Regions from separate parts of the Homo sapiens genome. Here regions 1 and 3 are each linked to region 2. Evidence: read pairs that join two places in POLR2A ChIA-PET (ENCODE). Cell type or tissue: MCF 10A. All regions are shown on one strand. Region 1 overlaps SRL (sarcalumenin). Region 2 holds the start of LOC124900373 (a long non-coding RNA gene). Region 3 has its middle 20 kb from the start of ADCY9.

Region 1 (5,000 bases), 160 kb after region 2:
TGGGGGGGGTCTCCTAGGGCCTGGCATTTGCCTTTGGAACAGCAGTAGTTAAGGCTTCTCCTCTGGGAATCCAGCCCTTTCCATGGGCTCCTGTTGTCCTTCAATGATGATGGTGATGACCGTGCCGATGATGAGGATCGTGATGATGATGATGATGGTGATGATGGTGATGGTGATGACCATGCTAATGATGAGGATCGTGATGATGATGATGGTGATGATGATGGTGATGACCGTGCCGATGATGAGGATCGTGATGATGATGATGATGGTGATGATGGTGATGGTGATGACCGTGCCGATGATGAGGGTCGTGATGATGATGATGATGGTGATGATGATGGTGATGACCGTGCCGATGATGAGGATCGTGATGATGATGATGATGGTGATGATGGTGATGGTGATGACCGTGCCGATGATGAGGATCGTGATGATGATGATGATGGTGATGATGATGGTGGTGACTATGCTGATGATGAGGATCGTGATGATGATGATGATGGCAGCAATGGTGGTGATGATGATGATGGTGATGACGACGATGACGACGATGGTGATGATGGTGAGAGTGATGATGACAATGATGATGAGAATGATAGTGGTGATAATGATACTGAGTTGAATGAACTCTAGGTCTGATGTCCTATAACATTTCTGACAGTCTCAAAAGCCGTTTTCCCTGGTAAAGGTGAGAGGGCCACACAGTCCCAAGGGGGATGAAAGTTCCAAATGTTGGAGGTTCACCGTGACCATGACCTTCACACTGCTGTGTGTTTCCACTCCTGCGCCCTGGGCAGGAAGCAAGGTGTGTGCATATGTGTATGCACATTTATATTCAAGCTCTTCCCTGGTTTTCACAACTTAGGGCTGAGCTTCCCCTGAACTTCTGCTAAACAATTTGGAGTAAAAAGGACTGAGGATAATGGCTTCTTACACTGTGACCTTTCTCCCAGGCTAAAAATAACTGCTCCAACAGAAAGTCTCTCAATGAAACAAGCTGTCCCATTGGGCCCCAGAGCTCACTCCCCAGGAAGCAGCTGTGCCACTGGACCCAGTTCTCCTCTTGGAGGCGCAGACAGAGGTGTGGGAGCCTCCGATTACACTCACTTCCATCGCATGACATCTCACTTCAATCCTGGGAAATCAAGGCTGGTGTCTTTCCCACCTCCCTTGCTTCTTGCCGAAGCACCCTATTGGCCCTGGAGCAGGGAGGCCGCAGAGGACCCAGGACACCCTGGAGAGGTGAATCCCCAGTAAGATGAGTCTTGGTCTATCCTGGGACATGAAGTACCGCACTGTATGTGCTGCTGCCAGGGTGGCCCCCCCGACTCCGGCCAGGCCAGGCCCGGGACTGACGTCAGGGCACAGGAATAGCAGGCCCCAACTCTGCCCAGAGACCATGGGAAGGCCCCACCCCACTCACACCCAGTCCAAGCACAACACACAACAATCCTGCTTCTCCCACCAGCCCCTCTGCCACCAGCCTTTCTCGGGGGGCCAGCTTTCCAGCAGGTCCCACCAGCCCCACAGCCTCAGGGCAGGCCCAGGCTCAGTCCCTCTCTCCTCTCTCCATCACCAACCAAATGCCCTGATTTTGTTTCTTCAGCCCTGTCTCTTTCCAAAGCACTTCTACATGGACTCAGAGGACTATGGAGTTGCCAAGGGCCCTCGTGAGTCCAACTGTAAAGGAGGACGCTCTGGCCAGATACCTTCAGAGACTTGCCCAAGATTGGGGCAGGGGTGGGACAGAGTCCAAATATATGAACCTTAGTCTGGAGTTCTTTTTGCCCCCATGGAGTTCACAAACCATGTCCCATGAAGTGCTAGGGTTCCATAGAAGTGACTCATGGGGTGAGGAAAGATCAAACAGCAGAGACAGCCACCCACTTTGTACTTCCTGCTCTCCTTGAATTTGTCTGCCCCAGTGTCCACAGAGAAAGACTGCAGGGAGATTGGCAAGCCCTGCTCCTTTACTCTCCTCGCTTCTTCCTTCAAAATATTAGTATCTGCCTTGAGCCTCCTATCCATTATTTTCTCCAACGTCCCAAGACATCCTGCTTACAGCATCTTTTTTTTTCTTTTTCTTTTTCTTTTTTTTTTTTTTTTTTTTTTTTTTGAGACAGGTCTTGCTGTCGCCCAGGTTGGGGTTCAATGGCACAATGACACCTCACTGCAGCCTCCACCTCCTGGGCTCAAGGGATCCTCCCACCTCAGCTCCCCCAAACAGCTGGAACTCCATGTGTGTGCCACCACATCCAGCTGATTTTTTTCATTTTTGTAGAGATGAGGTCTCGCTATGTTGCCCAGGCTGGTCTCAAACTCCTGGCCTCAAGCGATCCTCCCACCTCAGCCTCCCAAAGTGCTGGGATTACAGGTGTGAACCACGCTTACAGCATATTTTCACTTTGCCAGTCCACACGTGCCAGGCTCTCAGCTGGGTCATCTCCTGCCCTCACGTAGGACTCCATCTTTCCAAGGTAGTTTCCTGTGCTTATTCTTCTCTGATGCTCCTAGCAGCCCTCTGAGGCAGAAAAAGCAAGGGTTGTTAACCTCTCTTGAAATGAGGAAACAAACACACGGAAGTCAAGTCGTTTGCCTCACAAGTCATTCCAGGGATGGGCTGGAACTCAGGCCAAGAGACAGAACAAAGCTCCCTGGGAGCGACCATGACCTGCTGAGCTGTTCAAGCCCAGATACCCAGCTTCTGGGGCTGGGTCAACGTGTACCTGTGTGTTTCACAAGGGGATTCTACAGAACACCAGCATTTCGGACCCTCTGCACTAGCCATCCTCAGTACCAAGGGCCAGGAAGCTCTGTCTTGAAGTTGAAACTAGAGATGGAGAGAATAGAGGTCAGGACCTGTTTTCAGCCCACCTCTGGGTGTTGAATGTATTCAGTGCCTTCGTGCAATCAAATGTAGATTCTATTCCAGCCCGTCCAAGTCTCCTTAGCACATGTTTATAACAAGTACCTGCCAAGGTTATTCTTCCACATGACTTCTCATCCATTTGAACTAGAGCTAGCAAGTCCAAAGTCATGCGTAAGTAAAATACCTCTGACCATTACTCATACACAGTTATGCAAATCAGTCATTAGTAACAGAATCCCCAGCGGGGGCAGGAATCACTCTCCAAATCTCTGCCTGGTTCATCTGTCCCAGAGAGTGAGGAGCACCAGCCATGGCATACATGTGAGCCCCATGTCTTGCCCCCATCCACCCCCCGCCCCACGTTTTGGCTCTCATTGGCTGTATATTAAGTGCAGCAGGGAGCAATTCAGAAAACAGAGTTCATGCCGCAGAGCAGGCAGCCTGCCCCCTTCCTTGTTCTAGATCTTGTCTCTGAACACTCGTGGACCGGGCAAACGTGGGCCAGCAGCCTCTTCTGGTGTCCTGTTTTTCCTTGACTTTATCCTACTGGGTAAACATTCACTGCTCAGGACCCCTTGCTCTTCCACTTTTTTTTTTTTTTTTAGACGAAGTCTCATTCTGTCGCCCAGGGTGGAGTACAGTGGTGCGATCTTGGCTCACTGCAACCTCTGCCTCCTGGGTTCAAGCGATTCTCCTGCCTCAGCCTCCCGAGTAGCTGGGATTACAGGTGCCTGCCACCACTCCTGGCTAATTTTTGTATTTTTAGTAGAGACAGGGTTTCACCATGTTGGCCAGGCTGGTCTCAAACTCTTGACCTCAGGTGATCCACCCGCCTCAGCCTCCCAAAGTGCTGGGATTACAGGCATGAGCCACTGCACCCGGCCTCTTCCACTTCTTAGATGAAGTCTTAGGACAACTTTGCAGAAGGCTGTTGCCCATAAGGACCCGAGAAGAGAAATTCTGGCTGGAGGAAGGCTTGTCTGCATTCTCCCAGGACCCCTGAGGTCCTCTTCTGCCATTCTCTCAGCCTTTCCCTCTTCTCCCAACATGGGCGACCAGAGTGCAGGGGCTGAGGCAGCCATTCTTGGAAGGCTTCTTTGGCTTCCTGGCCATGCTCCTAAAGTCAAGGCTAATCCCACTGGGACAGCTTGTCCCTGGCTGGACTCTAGCCCTTAAAATGATTCATCCAGGGAATCAGATACAATGACAAAAGTATGACAGGGTACAATGACAAAGGTAGCAATCAGAAAGAACCTTGGGATTTGGGGGTCCAGAGAGATCTTCTGATAGACCAACTGGCTTGATTTCACTCATGAACAAAACCCCAAAACCCTGGTAAGTGCTTGTCCCAAGGCCATGGGGCTAGTTAAGGTAGTAGGCAGCAGTCTGCTTCTAGAACTCAGCTCTCTATGGACGCTCTCCCAGCAGTGGGCCAGCCAATAAGAGGGTCTAAGTCTACCCTAGGACAGTGATTTCTTAGCCCACCCTCTTCTACTCTTCAATAACAACTGTTTTAGGCTGGACGCAGTGGCTCTGAGAGCCCATGGCTCACACCTGTAATCCCAGCACTTTGGGAGGCCGAGGTGAGAGGATCCCTAGAGCCCAGGAGTTTGAAACCAGCCTGGGTAACAAAGCAAGACCTCTGTCTTGCTTACTACTTGCTTTGTCTTACTACTGGCCCATCTTTCCAAAAAATTTTAAAATTAGCTTGGCATGGTAGCGTGCGCCTGTGGTCCCAGCTACTGGGGAGGCTGTGGTTGACGGACCTCTTGAGCCTAGGAGTTTGAAGTTGCAATAAGCTTTGATAACACCACTATACTCCAGCCTAGGCAACAGAGGGAGACCCTGTCTCAAAAAAAAAAAGGATTAAGACTTCAGCACAATTGTTTTTAACCCATAGAGTCCTGAGAATTGACAGAATAACTTCACTCCTCACCCCACCTCCAATTCCTGGGAATTCTTGGTTTGGGAGGTAGAAAGAAATTACCAGAAATCCCACAACCATCATATATATACATGCTTGTCACTGATGCCTGGAGGAGTCATCAGTATAAATGACTATTCACTTTTATTTTATTTTATTTTTATTTTATGTATTTATTTATTTTTTGAGACAGCATCTCTGTCA
Region 2 (5,000 bases):
AGCCTAGAACCAAGAACTAAACATGTGGCCGGGAGCAGTGGCTCACACCTGTCATCCCAGCACTTTGGGAGGACGAGGCAGGCAGATCACCTGAGGTTACAAGTTGGAGATCAGCCTGGCCAACATGGTGAAACCCCATCTCTACTAAATATACAAAAATTAGCTGGGTGTGGTGGCGCACGCCTGTAATCCCAGCTACATGGGAGGCTGAGGCAGGAGAATTGCATGGACCCAGGAGGCAGAGGTTTCAGTGAGCCATGATCACGCCATTGCACTCCAGCCGGGGCAACAGAGTGAGATTCCATCTCAAAAAAAACAAAAACAAAAACGAAAAAACCTGGCCAGGCATGGTGGCTCTCACCTGTAATCCCAACACTTTGGGAGGCTGAGGCAGGCAGATCACGAGGTCAGGGGATTGAGACCATCCTGGTTAACACAGTGAAACCCCGTCTCTACTAAAAATACAAAAATTAGCCGGGCGTGGTGGCGGGCGCCTGTAGTCCCAGCTACTCGGGAGACTGAGGCGGGAGAATGGCGTGAACCCGGGAGGCGGAGCTTGCAATGAGCAGAGATCACGCCACTGAACTCCCACCTGGGCAACAGAGCAAGACTCCATCTAAAAAAAAAAAAAAAAGAAGAAGAAGTAAAGATGTGCTCAAAGAATGACATGAACACATCAAAAGAACACAGGGGCCAGCTTGGAGGCGCTGCTTTTGGCCAAATCTGGGACAATCTGGGTATCGAAGCAAATGATAATGGTAATGAATTATAACCCAATGGGTAAAATAGGAGTCTATGAGTGTATTGATAGGAAGGAGAGAAAGACAGCAGGCAAGCTCCAGCTTGCAGTGGAATGCCAACTAATCAATGCAAAAGAAACAATGCAACTAGAAACATCACCATTTGGCAATGCTCATACTAATTCCCTCAGGCAAGAATCATCCCAGGATGCTAAAACAAATGGGCAAAAAGCTTAATGAGAAACAGGATATTTTCCGAGTCCCCAAAAAATCTCCCCACCAGAAACAGTACTTTTTAACTGATAATTACAAAATACCAACAAATTAATTTTACAGTGGAGAAACCTGGTAGACACCACCTCAACCAAATGATAAGTTAACTTCTCCAGAAATGGGACTGATCAGACCTGTGTGCGTTCCTGTCGTGACAACCCTGCAGGGACTCTCCTGCCAGGAACCTACCACCTGATTCTCATCATGAAGGAATATGAGACCAGCCCAAACCGAGGGACATTCTACAAAGTAACTGGCCTGTTCTCTTAAAAAAATGTCAAGGTCGTGAAAGACAGAGACGAAGGAACAGCCCCAGATTGAAGGAGACTCGAGAGCCATTGACACAGACGGCGCCTGTGGTCCTGGGCGGGCTCCGGGGCCTCTGCATTTGGTGGCATGGTGTGACAGTGCCCACGTCCTGATTTGGGCAGGTCGGTGCAGGCTATCCGGGACAGCGTCCTTGTTTTTAGGAAACCCACACAGGAGAATCTAGAGGCACTCTCTGCAGTCTATTCTCAAATTATTCCGGAAAAAAGGGATGTGTGTATGTGGAGAGACAGACAGACAAACATGTCGGAATGTTAATTCAGGGAATCTGGGTGAAGAGTATTTGGGAATTCTTTATACTGTTTGGGAGCATCTCTGTAAATTTAAACTTACTTCAAAATTAGAATATAACGCCACCAAAACCCCCTCTATCACTCACTCCGCATTCCTAGATAACAACTAGTGTGGAATTCTGTTCTTTGAATCACTAGATATCAACTAGCGTGTAACTCTGTTGTTTGAAGCCACCTGGTTTGAGGTACTTTGGTACAGTAGCCCTAGGAAATAAATATGCTACTCAAAGAATATTGAATGTGGCTTTTTCTACAATACTAAAATCTGACCTACCATGTTAACTTAGTAAGGCAAACTGCTGGGGCGGGGTCCCGTTTCAGCCGAACGCATCTGACAATGCCTTAAGTCACACATTGCATAATCACAAGTTGCTTCTTGACATGAGCGGCTCTTCAAGTGCACGGGGAACAACAGATTCTTTGTCAGGGACTCACAAGAGTCACATGCTGTTATTCTTTTCTCCTTAAGAGACAAACTGATTTTTTAATCACTGAGAGCCTATTACATGCGTGGCATAGTTTTAAGATGTTTTGACATGTCACACGTAAACGATAGTAAACATGTCTTGGAAGAGGGGCTAAGATGTGGGACGAACGTGATTATTCAATGGGCATGCGCTTCCGGCCACGCATCACACGCACATACACCAGCGCGGTTATCCATAACTCTACCATTTCAAGTGAGCCGCAAGAGACTGTAAATCGCAGTGAAGTGGGCCGTCAGGCAATGATTACTAAATAAGCATGGGAAACATCTAAGATTAACAGTGAAGAGAGAAGATGCGTTTGGAATGGAATCCTGGAGACAGTTAAGTTACCAGGTGCTTTCACAGTCGTTTTTTCAAATTCAGTCACTGAGACATAAAATAATATTGATCTTTGAGAAGAGCTCTCGACGGAAACAGCAGTTGGCAGTGTCCCCAGAGCACTTGCCCTTCCTCTGGAGCGCTTCACGTGCGAGCCCGCCGTCTATTTATAACAGTTGGGCACTTGTCGCCACAATGGCTGATTGTGTGGCCCAGCTGTCTGTGTCTATCAAGAAGGGCAGGAGTGGACAGCCTGCACTTTGATGTTTCCCTTTTTTGGAGACTGAAAATAACATTTTTAAAAAACTGCCAACCGGCAAGGTCACAAAATATTTTTGGATGGCACGGGGACCCGATTGCAAAGCTGTGGTTCACATCAGATGCGGAGGCCTGGGACGCAGCCAGTGAGCCCCATTGCACAATATCCTGCTCATGCCAACTTCAAAAGTTATTTGCCTCGGAGAGCTCCCAGACGACTCTTTCTCGGTAATAAAACACAGCATTTTAGAAATTTGCAAGGGTCTTCTGGATAGGGCATTACCCAGAGGAGCAAGGATTTCCCTGGCCACTCTGGTTACAGTTGCAACCAGCAGCCCCAGGCCTCTTGCCACCCTTGCCCCGCCCCACCCCACATCCCTCACCCCCACTCCACAAACTCCTGCCCTTCCCTGATGAGCTCTCAAGCACTTACCAGCGACACGCTACATATTTTTCTAATGCATGTGTCAATTTCTTGACTCGCCCATTCTATTATAGATGGCTCACGAAAGCAGGATTAGCGTCTGTTTTGTTCACTGATGCAACCACAGAGCCGAGAATAGTGCCTGGCTCACAATATTTACTGAGTGCATACTTGTGGAATTAATTAATTTAAATAGCAGAGACAATGGGATCAGGAAACACATGGAAATACCGATGACCAGTATTAGATGTCAGGGTTCTGTCGCCCTTCCCTCCGCCCCCGACGAAGATCCCAGCTTTGTTTACATATTTGTGGTGCACAAAAATAGAAATGGACTAAACAAAATTCCCGATTTTCCCAAACTGTGGTGGATTGCAGAAACCAAGACTTCGCAGGGCTCGGTTCTGAAATGATTTTCACTCAAACCATCTTCCTGAAACTCTTCCTATTACTCTCTGCCCATTTCGCAAACCTTCTTGCTGGAGGTATTAGATACGGGAAGCACCTGTAGTAATCAACAAGTATGGCTCTGATTAAATGGATTTTTTTCTTTTTTTTTTTTTGAGACGGACTCTCGCTCTGTCACCCAGGCTGGAGTGCAGTGGCACAATCTCGGCTCACTGCAAGCTACGCCTCCCGGGTTCAAGCAATTCTCCTGCTTCAGCCTCCCGAGTAGCTGGGACTACAGGTGCCCGCCACCATGCCCGGCTAATTTTGTATTGTTAGTAGAGACGGGTTTCACTGTGTTAGCCAGGATGGTCTAAATCTCCTGACCTCGTGATCCACCTGCCTCGACCTCCCAAAGTGCTGGGATTACAGGTGTGAGCCACTGTGCCCAGCCGAAATGGATATTTTGAAAATCATCAAGTTATACAAAAGAATCCCACATGCTGTACAACACCACTCGAGATTTTAGGGTTTTTGCGGGTTTTACATCAGTAGATCATGAAACCCTGACTCTTTAATTATTATGTAAATGAAATTCAACAACACACTCACACCTCAAAAACTCTGGAAGGTCAGAAAGAGGCAGAGAGCAGGGCCCCCGCGGAAGGGGAGGCACACAAGGCAGACAGAGGCAGAGGAGGTGGGAGTACAGGCCCCAGCACTGTGGTAGCCAACAGCAGAGCCATTCTTCCACACCGGGAAGGGCCCCCAGGCCTCAGGAAGCCAGCTCTATTCAGCAGATTTCACAAGTGAAAAAGCCTTTTTAGATGTCTTTTGGGGTCAGGCGTGGTGGCTTACACCTGTAATCCCAGTACTTTGGGAGGCTGAGGCGAGCAGATCACTTGAGGTCAGGAGTTCAAGACCAACCTGGCCAACATGGTGAAACCCTGTCTCTACTAAACATACAAAAAATTAGCTGGGCATAGTGGCACACACCTATAATCCCAGCTACTCGGGAGGCTGAGACAGGAGAATTGCTTGAACCCAGGAGGTAGAGGTTGCAGTGAGTCAAGATCAGGCCATTGTACTCCAGCCTGGGCAGCAGAGCAAGACTCTGTCTCAAAAAGGAAAAAAAAAAAGGCCAGACGCGGTGGCTCACACCTACAATCCCAGCACTTTGGGAGGCCGGGGTGGGGGGATCACGAGGTCAGGAGATCGAGACCATCCCGGCTAACACGGTGAAACCCCGTCTCTACTAAAAATACAAAAAAATTAGCCAGGCGTGGCGCCGGGCGCCTGTAGTCCCAGCTACTTGGGAGGCTGAGGCAGGAGAACGGCATGAACCCAGAAGGCAGAGCTTGCAGTGAGCCGAGATGGTGCCACTGCACTCCAGCGTGGGCGACAGAGCGAGGATCCGTTTCAAAAAAAAAAAAAGATACCTTTTGGGAACAATTCCCCAGCAGAACAAAGGTGCCACTTCTAAGTATGAGGA
Region 3 (5,000 bases), 83 kb after region 2:
ATGGCCTCACCAGTGCCCAGGCAGGGACAGTGGCCATTCAGGAGTGCCCTGGTTTCCAAAGTGATAGAGGTCAGATGTGCCTGGCCACACGCAATCCTGGGCTTCATTTATATGCAACAAACCCATTATCTGCTCCCAACAAATAGGGAAGGAGGCTAAGACGTAGGCGGATGAAGGGAAAGTGCCTCCAAGACCTGCAAGTTAGGATAGAGCTGGCAGCCAGGGGTTAGGGAAGTGGAAGGAGGCCCTGCGGGTTCTGGAAGAGGACTGTGTGCAGCTACAGCAGCGGGCTTTGCAGTGGGACTGCCTGGCTTCAGACCTTGGCTCTTCAGCTTGCTGTGCAACCTTGGGATAGTTACTCAACCTCTCTCGACCTCAGTTCTCTTCCCTGTCAACCGAAGACCAAAATAGAACCTACATTATAGGGCTATTATGAGGATTAAATCAAACAAGCCAAAAAAAGCACTTCACACAATACCTGGTATGTAGTAAATACTCAACTAATGCGGGCTATTATCAACCAGCCACACTGGAGGGAAGCCTTGAAGGAGGGTGTGGTTTTCTGTGTCAGCTTGGCCAGGCTATGGTATTTGGCTGTTTGGTCAAACGCCAGTCCAGATGCTGCTGTGAAGGTATTGTTTTAGGTGTGATTAATTAATATTTATATCAGTAGACTTTCAGTAAAGGAAATCACCCTTCACAATGTAGGGGGGCTTTATCCAATCAGTTGAAGGCCTTAAGAGAAAAGACTGAGGTTCCCAGAGAAATAAGAGATTCTGCCTCCAGGCTCAAGGCTGCAGCATTGGCTGGGTGTGGTGGCTCATGCCTGTAATCCCAGCACTTTGGGAGGCTGAGGTGCGTGGATCACCTGAGGTCAGGAGCTCAAGACCAGCCTAGTCAACATGTTGAAACCCCGTCTCTATTAAAAATAGAAACATTAGCCGGGCGTGGTGGCACACTCCTGTAGGCCCAGCTACTCGGGAGGCTGAGGCAGGAGAATTGCTTGAGCCTGGGAGGCAAAGGTTGCAGTGAGCCAAGATCACGCCACTGGACTCCAGCCTGAGTGACAGAGTGAGTCTCCATCTCAAAAAAAAAAAAAAAAAAAAAAACAAAACACCAGGACTGCAGCATCAACTCTTCCCTGAGTCTCCAGCCTGCTGGGCTGCTCTACAGATTTCAGACTTGCCAGCCCCCCAATCCCATGAAACTATTTATTTATTTAGAGACAGGGTCTCACTCTGTCACCTAGGCCAGAGTGCAGTGGTGTGATCATAGCTCACTGCAGCCTTGACCTCCCAGGCTCAAGCAATCCTCCTGCCTCAGCCTGCAGAGTAGTTGGGACTATAGGTGCATGCCACCATGCTCAGATAATTTTTAAATTTTTTGTAGAGATGGGATCCCATTATGTTGTCCAGGCTGGTCTCAAGCTTCTGAGTTCAAGAGATTCTCCCATCTCAGCATCCCAAGTTGCTGGGATTATAGGCATGAGCACTGCACCTAACTGACAATTCCTTTAGGTAGGTAGGTAGCTAGAGGATAGGGATGGATGGAGGAATGGATGGATGGATGGATGGATGGATGGATGGATGGATGGTTGGTTGGTGGTTGGGTGGATGGTTGGTTGGTGGTTGGGTGGATGGATGGATGGATGGACGGTTGGTTGGATGGGTGGGTGAATGGATGGATGGGTGTGTGGATGGATAGACAGATATAGATCTAGCTATCTATCCTTCTATCTGTCCACATATCCTATCAGTTCTGTTTCTCCATAGAACTCTAATACAGTCAGATTAGTGGCCAGAAGACACAAGGACAAATGTCCCAGGCAAAGCCCAAGAGTGTGGGCTGTGCTATGGAGGATCAAACAGGCCAGTGAAGCCACCGGGCACAAGGTGCAAGAGAAGACATCAGGAAATGAAGCAGAACTGCAGGTTGTAGTCATGGTGCAAGGTGGCTCAGCAGCCAGCTGGAAGCCTTTGGAAGATGGAGAGGCAGAGAGTGAGCGTAGGGCTGTCCTTGAGGAAGAGGCATGCACAAAGCCAGCCATGCACACTCCCCAGCCGTATCTGCTGCCAAAGCGAAACCAGGATGGCTGTAGAAATTTGCTTCAAATGAAGAAACCTGTCCCTTGACGGGGACAAATGATGTCAAGCACAAGTGCAGAAGCAGACCACATTCCTGCCACACCATGGCTCAAAGTCACAAGGCAGAAACACCTGAGAAGGGGGGAAGGTCTGAAGGAGGAGCCAGGTCTGGCCACGTTCTCCTTTGGAATCTGGGTGTGGCCACCCTACATGGGGATCTGGAATGTGCCGTGCTGCAAAGTGAATTCCTGGTGCATTTTTGAGGCTCAGGTGATCCCGAAGTTATGGCTGTCATGAGAAAGCAGCACCCTGCAGACAAAAGGTTCTGGAAGGTGGGCAGTACAAGCTGGCTTCATCCAGGAGCCCTGCTCACAGCCTGGTGCTCAATGGATATCATCCCCACCGGAAGTTCTAGGAGCTGCCCTTGGTTAATGAGCCTGGCAGCTAAATGGCGTCACTTGCCAGGTCACATGGGCAAATGGCCAGCGCCTCGTTCCTGGAGACAAGGCGGAGTCATTCAGTTCTTTTGTTATTGTTGCTAGAGATGGAGTTTCACTCTTGCTGCCCAGGCTGGAGTGCAGTGGTGCAATCTCAGCTCACTGTAACCTCTGCCTCCCAGGTTCAAGCGATTATACTGCCTCAGCCTCCTGAGTAGCTGGGATTATAGGCACCCGCCACCACACCTGGCTAATTTTTGTATTTTTAGTAGAGATGGGGTTTAACCATGTTGGCCAGGCTGGTCTCGAACTCCTGACCTCATGATCCTCTCACCTCAGCCTCCTAAAGTGCTGGGATTACAGGCGTGAGCCACAGCGCCCAGCCTAACTTTTGTATTTTCAGTAGAGACAGGGTTTCACCATGTTGTCCGGGCTGGTTTCAAACTCCTGACCTCAGGTGATCTGCCCACCGCAGCCTCCCAAATTGCCGGGATTACAGGCTTGAGCCACTGCGCCTGGCCTGGAGTCATTCAGCTCCAGGGGCTTCTTTCTTCCTTACTAAACGGCTTTGTGCAGGGAGCAGAAGTTCTGCCTGCCCTTTCTAATTGCCGGTCGCAATAATATCATTCCTATTTAAGACTGAATAATATTCCATTGCATGGATAGAGCGCATTTTGTTTATTCACTCATTTGTTGATGGAAATTTGCTTTGTTTCTACCTTTTGGCTACTGTAAAGATTACTGCTATGAACATGCATGTATAGATATCTGTTTTAAGTCTCTGCTCTTTTTTGGCTTGGTGAGGTGGCTCACGCCGATAATCCCAGCACTTTGGTAGGCTGAGGTGGAAGGATCACTTGAGCCTAGGAGTTTGAGATCAGCCTGGGCAACACACAAAGACCTCATCAAAGAGAGAGAGAAGAAAGAAAAGAAAGAAAAAGAGAAAGAAAGAAGGAAGAAAGAAAGAGAGAAGAAAGAAAAGAAAGAAAAAGAGAAAGAAGAGAAAAAGAAGAAAGAAGAAAGAAAGAAAAAGAAAGAGAAAGAAAAAGAAAGGGCACTTCAAGATGATGCAGGTTGGAACAAAAAAAACCAGATTATTATTAAACTTGTTATTAAACAGCACCTAGTTTGACAACACTTGGAGTTTGCAAAATATACGGACTCTCTTGGTTGACAAACAGAAAGGGGATTCTTCCCCAGTTGCTTCCACTGTCCACAGGACAGCAAGTGGCTGTGACTGCCTAAACGCCCTCCTCCCAAGTCACATCCAGCAGTGCCCTGCCTGCCACACCACGTCATTCGTGTCATTTCTCCCACAGGCAGCCCCTTCCTTTGTGTCAATCAAAAGCTGATGGGCACCCGGCAGGCAGCCGGTTTGCTTCTGTCGGCAGCAAATGCTGTCCACATTTCAGACCACTAGTGAAAGTGGAAAAGAAATTATTACCATATGAAGTTTCCTTGATGAAAGCAGATTTAAATTCAGCCTTCATCCCCAAATTTTCAACACTACTTTGACAGTGGTTTATCTATTCCATTTTATTTTTTATTTTTTTGAGACAGAGTTTCACTCTTGTTGCCCAGGCTGGAGTGCAATGGCGCGATCTTGGCTCGCTGCAACCTCCGTCTCCCAGTTTCAAGTGATTCTCCTGCCTCAGCCTCCCAAGTAGCTACGATTACAGGCGCCCGCCACCACACCCGGCTAATTTTGTATTTTTAGTAGAGATGGGGTTTCACCATGTTGGCCAAGCTGGTCTCAAACTCCTGACCTCAGGTGATCCGCCCGCCTTGGCCTCCCAAAGTTGACAGTAGTTTATTTTAATACGTAACTTTGAGTCATGGAATAACTGCAGAATATGCAACATATTTTTAAATTGTTTATCTGATCGTGGTGTCAAAATCCCAGTGATCAATTCATTAGGTTTGCTTGACTCCCAGAATTAATACATATTAATAAATATTTTGTTGAGTACCACTATGGTCTGAATGTTTCTGTCTCCAACAAAATCTATAGCCTCAGAGGTGATAGTGTTAGGAGGTGGGATTTTTGGGAGGTGATCAGGTCATGAGGTTGACGCCCTTATGAACAGGATTAGTGCCCTTATAAGAGGCTCCAGAGCTGCCAAGCCCCGCCCACCATCCGAGATCTCAGCAAGAAGTCACCTCTATGAACCAGGAAGCAGCCCTCACCAGACACTGAATCTGCCAGCACTTAATCTTGGACTTCCCAGCCTCCAGAACCTCGAGAAAAAAAAATTTAAGAGATAGGTTCCGGCTTTGTCCCCCAGGCTGGAATGCAGTGATGCAATCATTGTGGCTCACTGCCGCCTCAAGCTCCTGGACTCAACAGATCCTACCACCTCAGCCTCCCCAGTAGCAGGGACCACAGAAATGCACTGCTGCACCCAGCTGATGTTTTTTATTCTTTATTTTTGTAGAGATGGGGTCTTGCCATCTTGCCCAGGCCTACAGGCATGCACCA

What was found. ChIA-PET counts read pairs that join two places held together with the same protein. Peaks named below come from ENCODE experiments on the same cell type or tissue, not always from the same donor. Only the 100,000 strongest peaks of a DNase experiment are listed, where the experiment ranks them.
Region 1: POLR2A ChIA-PET joins it to region 2 with 10 read pairs; 5 of 35 experiments call an interaction of 5 or more read pairs at or near these places.
Region 3: POLR2A ChIA-PET joins it to region 2 with 11 read pairs; 3 of 35 experiments call an interaction of 5 or more read pairs at or near these places.

Annotation. Positions count from the first base shown.
Region 1 is chr16:4,211,312-4,216,311 of GRCh38, forward strand. All of the region lies in intron 1 of SRL (sarcalumenin), which reads right to left. Among named protein-coding and RNA genes, the nearest start is that of SRL, 28 kb to the right of the region's middle. In MCF 10A, no CTCF peak of the experiment used is centred here; DNase peaks (open chromatin) are centred at 1,860 and 3,060.
Region 2 is chr16:4,050,905-4,055,904 of GRCh38, forward strand. All of the region lies in intron 2 of ADCY9 (adenylate cyclase 9), which reads right to left. It overlaps LOC124900373 (a long non-coding RNA gene), which reads right to left and starts at 3,716. Exons shown (of 2, transcript XR_007064957.1): 1 at 3,131-3,716; 2 at 1-2,917. In MCF 10A, no CTCF peak of the experiment used is centred here; DNase peaks (open chromatin) are centred at 877, 2,007, 2,877 and 3,147.
Region 3 is chr16:4,134,132-4,139,131 of GRCh38, forward strand. No RefSeq gene overlaps it. Among named protein-coding and RNA genes, the nearest start is that of ADCY9, 20 kb to the left of the region's middle. RefSeq lists an enhancer at 1-362. In MCF 10A, no CTCF peak of the experiment used is centred here; DNase peaks (open chromatin) are centred at 2,290 and 2,560.